Regions from separate parts of the Homo sapiens genome. Here region 1 is linked to region 2. A link is a contact called in ENCODE Hi-C data. All regions are on one chromosome and are shown on one strand. Each heading gives the region's core, a stretch centred on a gene start or an enhancer-like site at or near the end of the contact. The rest is flanking DNA. Distances are from core to core; before and after follow the strand shown.

What was found. Hi-C counts contacts between places; a loop is a spot of excess contacts on that map. Pooled maps may share reads with other maps.
Region 1: a pooled map shows a loop between it and region 2 (5-fold over the local background). The contact joins two enhancer-like sites. A Hi-C loop is called at or near these places in 2 of 37 single-sample maps with no recorded cell type and 3 of 50 pooled maps.

The regions. Positions count from the first base shown.
Region 1 is chr6:134,232,824-134,238,277 of GRCh38, forward strand. All of the region lies in intron 2 of SGK1 (serum/glucocorticoid regulated kinase 1), which reads right to left. Among named protein-coding and RNA genes, the nearest start is that of SGK1, 83 kb to the right of the region's middle. RefSeq lists enhancers at 2,978-3,137, 3,178-3,467, 3,608-3,657. Within about 2 kb of position 3,313, at least 8 of the 41 ENCODE cell types and tissues checked have a DNase peak (open chromatin) inside an H3K27ac peak, as active enhancers do.
Region 2 is chr6:132,492,643-132,497,760 of GRCh38, forward strand. The region is part of intron 2 of STX7 (syntaxin 7); the gene reads right to left. Among named protein-coding and RNA genes, the nearest start is that of STX7, 18 kb to the right of the region's middle. Within about 2 kb of position 3,114, at least 3 of the 41 ENCODE cell types and tissues checked have a DNase peak (open chromatin) inside an H3K27ac peak, as active enhancers do.

The sequences.
Region 1 (5,454 bases), core at 2,063-4,562, 1.7 Mb after region 2:
CCTGGGCGACAGAGTGAGACTCCACCTCAAAAAAAAAAAAAAATGTATTTCAGCTGTGTATAGAACAGATAAGTCAATGTAGGAAACAATGTTTATTGTGTTCATGTAGTGGGAGTACGGATGCTCTTGTTTTCTATTTCTTCAATTTTTAATAATATTTTAATATTATATTCATAATTTAAAATTTATCTAGCATCTATATCTCTAAGTTTATCTATCTACATACTTTATGTTTTCATTTTTTAACCCTCTATCTCTATACTTTAGTATAAAAAGAATAGCTTTGTGAAAGTTTAGGAAATGGAGTAGAGAGATGAGTTTCATGATTACAAAACGTTGTATTATTATTAAAAAAGAAAGATGTGCATTTGAGCCCGCTTTCTCATACTTCTTTCAGTGTAAAACTATTGATGAACTTGAATGCATTTGTATCCCACTTATAGTCTTCAATTCTAATTTGGTGTTCTGGTAGAGTTTCTCTGGACTTTTGCAAAAATAAAGCTCTCTCATACTAGTTCAAGAGATGGTTCATGTTGCGTCACTGGGTAAAGAGGAACAGGTAGTGTCAAAGTTCCCTTCTGAGGATTCTCCTTTAGGTCCCATGAGCATCAATCATTATTTCTATTGACTAGTTTCCCCAATAACTTTCTCCCAAAGTAAATGAAAATCCACATGCCAGGGCAGCACTATGTTGAACTTGTCAAAGACCAATACTGAATATGCCAGACACGGTTATCTTCAGCTACCATTTTGAAGGCCTGAACCCTCATAGAGGTATTAACGAACTCGAAATTGCATACTTGCATATGTTGTAATCATTTTCACCCTGCTTTCCAAAAAGAAAAAGAAGAAAAAAGCAATAAATATGGGATTTAAATATAATTCATGCAGAAATAGGCCAAAACATTCCTAAAGACTCTAAATTTATTCCTAATCACACTGATGCCAAACTAAATTGGCATGGTTATTCTACTAGATTCTGATTCTTTTTTTTTTTGGCCAGAAATTTGCTGGAAAAACACAGAACTGGAAAATCCATCCAAGATTAAACAGAGGAAAAATATTAGAAAAAAATATTAAATAGAGGAACAAAAACCTATTTTAGTTGTAGTTATAAATTTCTAGAAATTCATCTTTGAATTTAGAGAAATACATCAGTGTCATAGTAAAATAACCTTTATTCTTTATAGACACCCTTTTCTGAAACCAAGCAGTTGTATTCAAAACAAGTCCAAATTTAAGCAAGAAAAAATTGTTTTAATAATAGAACATTTTAAAAAACCAATGTATTTCTGGCCAAGAGTGGTGGCTCACGCCTGTGATTCCATCACTCTAGGAGGCCGAGGCAGGCAGATCACCTGAGTGATCAGAAGTTCAAGATTAGCCTGGCCAACATGGTGAAACCCCATCTCTACTAAAAATACAAAAAATTAGCCTGGTGTGGTGGCATGTGCCTGTAATCCCAACTACTCAGGAGGCTGAGGCAGGAGAATCGCTTGAACCCCAGAGACAGAGGCTGCAGTGAGCCAAGATCGTGCCACTGCACTCCAGCCTGGGCAAGAGAGCAAGGCTCTATTTCAAAAAAGAGAAAATAAAATACAAATAAAAAACCAATACATTTCTAGCTTGTAACTAGAAGGAGAGACAAAAAGACCAACTTAAAAATAGTAAGTGTAATGAGAGTATGATGTGAAGGAGCTGTTAAGTGATCTCAAATTAATGGTGCTCAGAAATGTGAACTTCTGGAATTCACGTTTAAAGACTAATTGGAGGGCCGGGTGTGGTGGCTCATGCCTGTAATCCCAGTATTTGGGAGGCCGGGGCGGGTGGATCACCTGAGGTCAAGAGTTTGAGACCAGTCTGGCCAACATGGTGAAACCCCATCTCCACTAAAAATACAAAATTAGCCAGGTGTGGTGATGCATGCCTGTAATCCCAGCTACTCAGGAGGCTGAGGCAGGAGAATGGCTTGAACCTGGGAGGTGGAGGTTGCAGTGAGTTGAGATTGCGCCATTGCACTCCATTCTGGGCAACAAGAGTGAAACTCCATCTTATAAATAGATAAATAAATAAGACTAATTGGAAAACTTGGAAATTATTTAGAAGACAGCTCCAAGGATGGCAAAATGAGTCAAGTATTGGAAAAAAAGACCAATGAGGAGAGGCAAACAAGACATAATTAATTTTCTTGAAGAGAAGACCAAATGACAATTGAAGAAGACAGTCTATGAATTTATAGAGAGCTTTATATACAGACAGGGTTGGTTATCATCGCTGAGTATAAAACAAGGGAAACAGGCTTGGTGTGTAGCATAATGGCTTTGTTCGACACAGTAAAGCTAACTAAATGTCAAAATAAGATGCAGGTGGAGGTTGAGCAGTCTTTTCTAAAGCCATGAATAATAAGATAGCAGCTTCTTTGTATGGCTCTGACTGAAGGTGAGAGATGTGCTATGTAAGCTTTCACATCGCTTCCAGGGCTAAGATTCAGGTCCTTGGGGAATATCTTCCTGAATTCAGGGAGTTAATGCCAACTCTGAAATCAAATTACTGGAACATAGTAAAGAAAGCGGGGGGAGGAAGCAACTAGAATCAAGATGAAAATGTAACTTCAAACCCTGTTTAGAAAAAAATAATGAGATTACTTTAAAATAATAAAATTTATTATTAAAAATTTAGAGAAGTTTTGACAAGGAGGAAGTGGAAAAAATAGATATTTTTATTTATTTATTTATTTATTTATTTATTTATTTATTTATTTATTTTTGAGACAGTTTCCCTCCTGTTGCCCAGGCTGCAGGGCAATGGCACGAGCTCGGCTCACTGCAACCTCCACCTCCAGGGTTCAAGTGATTCTCCTGCCTCAGCCTCTCGAGTAGCTGGGACTACAGGCATGCACCACCATGCCTGGCTAATTTTTTTTGTATTTTTGGTAGAGAAGGGGTTTCACCATTTTGGCCAGGCTGGTCTCAAACTCCTGACCTCAGGTGATCCTCTCTCCTCGGTCTCCCAAAGTGCTGGGATTATAGGTGTGAGCCGCCGCACCTGGCCATAGATATTTTAGATAAGGAACAAGATCAAGCATTAAACTGTGAACAAGGTATTTCTAATTAACTAATTTTTTTTTTCAAACACAGCCTTAGGAAACGTGACTCCAACCATGGAGAGTTTAGGTCAGCCCTGATTTTGAGGCCACATGCTCCATCCTCACAGGTGGGTGAGGTCCCTTAGTTGGTATTGTTTGATGATTCTATTAGTTCTTGACTTTTCTGTATATATTTTAATGTACAGTAAAGGGATTGTAGTATTGGCAGGTTTGTCCCAAAATAGACTGTGAGTCAGTTATGAAGGAGGGGGATTCCAGGAACTAGAATTTAAGAGTGAGGAAGTTAAACACAAATTTACATATGACTCAGTACTAACACATTTTACATAATATTGGGTACTTTCTCTTCCTGTAATTGCCTCTATGCTTCATTTGTTGTTTTCACCAATAGCCCTAAATAAGTGGTTTTAAAAAACATTAAGGGAGGCTGGTAGATCACGCCTGTAAGCACTTTTGGGAAGCTGAGGTGGGCGAATTGCTTGAGCCCAGGAGTTCAAGACCAGCCTGGGCAAGATGGCGAAACTCCGTCTCTACAAAAAATACAAAAATTAGCTGGGCATGGTGACACGTGCCTGTAGCCCCAGCTACTTGGGAGGCTGAGATGGGAGGATCACCTGAGTCTTTGAGGTTGAGGCTGCAAAGAACAACAATCTCCCCACTGCACTCCAGCCTGGATGACAGACCGAGACTCTATCTCAAAAATAAATAAGTAAATAATGAATTTTAAACACACACACACACAGACCCACACACAACCATTAAGGGATGACTAATTTGGGGTGTCTTGCCAGCAATTCAAATGTCTAAAATAGCCTTATTCTAGCATTGAATGTTAAAGCCTTTTTCTTTAGACAGACTAATTGCAGAATGAAATGGTTTGCTACCTGTTGAGCTCCAATTCTCCCCTTCTCAAAAAATCAAGAGGCTATGAACTCGCAAGTGTTAATGGGATTCAGATAGAAGCCATCACTGCTATTTTAAATTTTCCTGTGTCTCCCACTAACATTATATCCAAACATCAAAACATCCACAACAATCATCCCCAAGGTTGCTGCTGTATTATTTATAAATGAACACATTGTTGGGTGAATACATTCCACTTTTGAAATTAATTTTCTTTTTCTTTTTCTTTTTTTTTTTTTTGAGATGGGGTCTCACTCCGTCACCCAGTTTGGAATGCAGTGGCGCGATCTCAGCTCACTGCAACCTCTGCCTCTGGGGCTCAAGCGATCCTCCTACCTTAGCCTCCCAAACAGCTAGGACTGCTGGCACATGCCACCATGCCCGGCTAATTTTTTTGCATTTTTGGTAGAGACAGGATTTCACCATGTTGCCCAGGCTGGTCTCAAACTCCTGAGCCCAGGTGATCTACCCACTCTGGCCTCCCAACGTGCTAAGATTACAGTCATGAGCCACTGTGCCTGGCCTGAAATTAATTTTCACTGGTTTATTTTCATAAAATAACGCTGGACACAGTGGCTCATGCCTGTAATCCCAGCACTTTGGGAGGCCAAGGCAGGCAGATCACTTGAGGTCAGGAGTTTGAGACCAGCCTGGCCAACATGGTGAAACCCCATCTTTATGAAAAATACAAAAAATTAGCCAGGCGTGGTGGCATGCGCCTGTGATCCCAGCTACTCAGGAGGCAGAGGGAGGAGAATCGCTTGAACCCGGGAAGGCAGAGGTTGCAGTGAGCCAAGATCGTGCCACTGCACTCCAGCCTGAGTGACAGTGAGGCTCTGTCTGAAAAACTAATAAATAAATAATATTTTCATAAAATAAACTCAATTTCAGTTACATACAGTTTTTTAGGAAAGTGCTTTTCTTTTGTAGCTTTGTTTTTTCCGTCCTATTGCATAGTCTGGCTTCACTGAAATAGCTTTCCACCAAAATATTCTCTTCTCTCAAGCAATAGTATACTGAAGAGAACAAGTAAGTTATTTATTTGCAAGCCCATAGGATTTAAATTAGAATAAACTTGTCCTTGAGAATAATATACTCTAAATAATTCATATGAGTCACAAAATTTTATACCAGAAAAAGTGTGTAAAAAACATCTTATTCCCCAATATTATGATTCCCTCAGTTTGTATGACTTAATAATTCTTTTTTTAGAGTATAATTGTTCCAGAGTTCAGAAATTTTTAAAAGAGATTATCTGTATCTCTGGGAAAAGATTGACTTCCAGCTGGAAAGATAATCTTTTCTTCCATTTTCCCACCTTTTGCATCAGAAAAGTAAACAACCGATTTCCTGACTAAATACACCTGGATTATTTCTCAAGAGAGCAAGAAATGGGTTGATTTATGCATTAGAAAAGTGACCATAAGGTCGTGGAGAATCAATGA
Region 2 (5,118 bases), core at 1,864-4,363:
CCAGCTTTGCCACTTAACAGTTGTACAAACTTGAGCAAGTGACAACCACTCCAAACCTAAATTTTCTCACCTGACCAGGGTGACTGGAAGATCAAAAACAATGCACAAAAAAAGGAATAAAAGATACCTAATACAAGGCACAAAGTAAACAGTTAATTAAAAATAGTTTTAAAATACTAGCTTACATATCTTCCAGAAAGAGATTATTGAACAAAGCAGGGTATATAGGAAATACCATACAACTAAAATCACTGGGTGTACTTGGGCCACCCTGCCCCACTCTCCTCCCATGCCCAGCAGCAAGGCAGTGTACTGGGTATTCACAAATAAGCAGGCCTTGGCTGGATATCTGTTGAAGGTTTCCATGCTCCCAAGCAGGAGAACAGTCCACAGACTAGGACAGTATCTTGGTGATGTCTGTGGGCATTTTCTTTGACTTTATATGGAATAAAAGGCAAACTATCTTAAAGAAGTAGGTGGCCATACTCAATATCATTAATACGTAACTTCAAATAATGATAATGATAATGATACTATAATGAGAAAGAAGAGTAGGAAAATAAATGTACCAAGACTTGCAGAATAATATCTTGTATGACTTCTAGTTTTTTCCTAAGCAACTAATAGGCACACCAATTAACAATTGCTTTAAGAAAAAAAGTTTGGATTAAGTATAAAGGGCAATCACTGTTTGATATGGTTTGGCTGTGTCCCCACCCAAACCACATCTTGAATTGTAGCTCCCACAACTCCCACATGTTGTGAGAGGGACCCAGTGGGAGATAATTGGATCATGAGGGTGGTCATTCCTGTGCTGTTCTCATGATAGTGAATAAGTCTCATGAGATCTGATGGATTTATAAAGGGGAGCTCCCCTGCACAAGTCCTCTCTTGCCCATGGCCATGTAAGAAGTCCCCATGCTTTTCCTTCGTCTTCCGCCATGATTGTGAGGCCTCCCCAGCCATGTGGAAATGTGATCCATTACACCTCTTTTTCTTTATAAGCTACCCAGTCTCAGGTATGTCTTTATTAGCAATGTGAGAATGGACTAATACACTGTTTAATAAAAACATTGTTCAGTAATTGGTGAAAACAACAAAAAGGGATCAAAGAGATGAGGACCATAATTGCCAAAATCACTACAGGAAACCAAAACTAAATGCCAAGCTTAACTTATACTGTTCGATTCCTACTTCAGCACCAAATCAACCAAAATGTACAGAGGGACAGCCTCACAGGGCAGTTGAGTAGCCACTACACAACTAACCATGAATATGTGTAATCAAAGAGAAACTACCCTGTCATACAATTACTGAGCATAGATCATGTTGGAAAATAACTAGTCATTATTATAGAAATTCTTAAATAAATGTAGTATCAAAACATACACATGAGGATTTTTATCACATGGTCACCATGACACTTTATCTACAGAGAACTCAGAGGATTCATTTGTGGAGGCACCACAAATGGTTAGGTTCTCAGGTTTTTAAACATATACACTTAGGATAAAATGTCTGTTAATGAAGGATTAATTAAAATCATTTAATGGCATAACCACATAAAAAAGTAAGCAACCAATAACAAGAGAAAAAAAAAGTAAGCACCAAAAAACCTGTATAGTGTGATCTCAATTTCATTAAAAAATGAACGAATAAAATTATGTGTAAATACTTCTGTAGCCAAGACATGAGCCCTTTATCTCTGGGGGCCAAGGTTTTAGTAGGAAAGTAAAAAAATAAGTAAACAATAATAGTACTTTAATTTACTGATAAAAGGCAATATAAAAACAAAACAGGTTAATGAGAAAAAGAATGACTGGAGGAAGCAAAATGATAAGGCAGGGAAGACATTGCTAAACAAGTGAGCTTTGGGCCCTAAGACCTGAATGCCAGAAAGAAACCAGTTACATGTAGATCTGGGAAGATGTCTGAAGCAGAAGAGGAGCAAGTGCAAAGGCCCTGAGGTGAGGATGAGCTGACTGTTCACTAAGCAGAAAGAAGATCTACCTGGTGGAATGTGGAGCAGCAGAGCAGCACCATGGGAGAGAGTGGTAGTTGACAAGTGGGGGCAGGGATCAGATCTTGAGGATATTGTGGGGCATGGTGGGGATTTATATCTGATTATAAAAGCCACAGAATTTAACTGTTGCCTTTCAAGCTATAGGATGACATGATCTGATTTACAGTTTTACAGGTTTACCTTGGCAACTATTTGGAGAAGACGGAAAGAGGCAGGAATGGAAGTGAGGAGAACAATTTGGAGACTGCAGTCATCCAAAGAAATAGCAGCAGCTTGAGCATATGTGGTAATGGCAGAGATGGAGAGACACAGACAGATCTGACCGGTAGAACCACTAAGATTTACACTTAGATTAAACAGAGGGAGTGAAGACACCCATTACTATGGTTTGGGGTTGGAACCAAGGGTAAGAAAGTTCATGTTCAGGGCAGAAGCATATGTATGGTTCACAGATAGGAGAGTGAGGGATAAAGCTCCTTGAAGCATCTTGGAGCCACATCTTAAAGATTTAGTTCATAAAACAAAGAATTCACTCATATCCGGCCATAAACACCATGTTCAGTCATAAAGGAAAAGTCACTGAAGAGAAGAAAAGTTGTCACACTCTGTTAAAATTTCCTTGGACAAGATAGCAACTTTCACATCTATCTCTGTTTTATGTTAGCACCTTAGGCATGAAGAAAATCACAATGAAATAAAAACTACTGAAGTTTTTCTCCTCTAAGTGGGGGAAAAAACCATCCAACCACATTTTCAGATGTGCAATCTTAGACATAAATATTTCAAACAGCATTTTAGGAGGAGGGAAGCAACAATTTTTCAACTCTTTTTCCTTTAATAAACTGCCTTCCCATCCCACCAACAGATTACCCCAGAAAAAAAGGAAACATTCTTAATTCCTGAGTAAATATATGGTTCCAGTAAATTCATTAATTTCTCAGGACTGGAGCTCCTTTTTTAAAAAAATATTTGCCCTGGCACCAAAAAAAAAAGTGATAATATTAGCTTCCCTTTTGTGCAGTCATGTGTTAAAATGCAAAAACAAGTGTCCCCTTCACCAGACCCTAACTAATTAAAAGAACTGTGATCATTCTAAAAGTAACAAAAGGGCTCACACTTTTACATAGACTTTTAATTTCATCTCAAAGAACCTTATGGGGACAGGAGCCATGCACCAATTCTTAATAAACAATTTTGAAAAGTATACTTGCAGCATAGGAAGCTAATTATAACACAGAGAAACCAAAAACATCTGTTTCGATTTTAAACTAAAGTCTATGCTGAACTAATACCTTTAATCTGTAGGAGAGATGATTAAAAATGAAACAAGTGAAGATTCAACAAAAATATTTTTCAGTCACCTTCTCTTAGCACTTAAAAGCTTACGTTCATACTTTATGTGCCCCTAGAAGGTTCTGTCTTTCCAAATTTTCTGGAAAAAACACACATCCACAAGCCCATGTGATACATGATGCATATTTTAGCAGAAACTTCTATACTCATAAATTCTGATGAGTAGATTTTATGTTTCCAATATATCTGTTTTATTCACTTTCCAACTTTAGCCACACTACATCTTCCTCTTTCAGGTTATTATTTTAAAAAAAAATACTCAAATGCGAGAATTCACATTAGCACTAGTGGAAAGGCTTACTATGTTATTTAGGAGTTAGGGAAATTTTTATCTCAAGGACTGTGTTTCATAGCTATTCTCATTTCTATTCACCAATTTCCTTCAATACAAAATTTTGTTAATTCTGACAGGATACAAACCTCTGTGCCCCAGCTTTCCCATCTCCTAACACTTAAAAATAATACATAAGCCTTGGTGGAACTCTAGCTAGTCTTGAGTGTGATGGCTTCTTCAATTATGGGATTTTATGAGCATGCATTATGGATTCAGATATGGCAATCAGCCTCTTAACAAAACATAGAATAATCTTGTACCTGTTAGAAGAGTTTCGGGACTCTTAAAAAACTTTGGTTAGAATTATTGCCTGTTAAAGTTTGAAGAGACCATAACCTAGCCCACAGAAAATACACATGAGAAAACCATGTCTTGGAAGGTTCGAGAGCTTACTCAAGGTCACACCGCTATTTGGATCTGATTTCAGGAAATGTACATGCAATCACATACAGCTTGCTTGATTAGAAATGTTTCCGATTATCTCATTGATTTCTTTAGCTCAGCTACACTCTAAAAACTCTGATTCTAATCAGAGAATTGCAAAGTAAATCATGAGAAACCTATGACTAAAATGAATAAAAAGCTGTAAACATCAAATGTTGACAAGGACTTTGAGCAGCACAAACTCTGATACACTGGCTGTACTCATATCTGGTACAACCACTTTAGGACACTGTTTAGCTGTTATCCACAAAAGCTGAACATAAACATATCCTATGAGCCAGTAACCCAATTCCTTCACATACATGCACCAAAAGAACATATAAGAATGTTCTGGGAAGCATTGTTCATCCTAGCAAAAAATAAAAACAAAATCAAAAACTGGAAACACTACAACCAGTAGAAAGAATAAATAAATTGTAGTATGTTTAAATATGGAATACTATACAGTAACGAAAACAAATGACCTGCAGCTGCATGGATGAATCCCACAAACATAATGAAAGAAGCCCAACATAAAATAATTCTATTTGATTATTGATTCTATTAGATTAAAAAAAGGAAAATTAATCAATGATGTTAACAAAGTCAGGACACTGGTTATCTCCGAAGGGCATGAAGGGGTGTAAGCACAAGAAGGTTTTAGGGGACTAAGGAATGTTCTATTTCTTGACATTTGTGGTAATACAATAGAAAATTCATTCAGCTATACACAAATAATTTGTCTAGTACTCAATGTATACATTATACTTCCATTTTTAAAAAGTCTGAAAAAGCAAGCCTGTGTTTACTTATGTGATGTATTTTGATATATTGATTCTGCTGCTTTTAAAAACATGAGTTTCTCTGTGTGTTCTCAAGACATTTTTCTATGTTGTTTGTGTTTGGGCAAGGATGAATGGCCCTTGTGAAAATGCCTACTCTGGTTTACCTATATGATAGGTACCTTATACTTATAAACCCACAA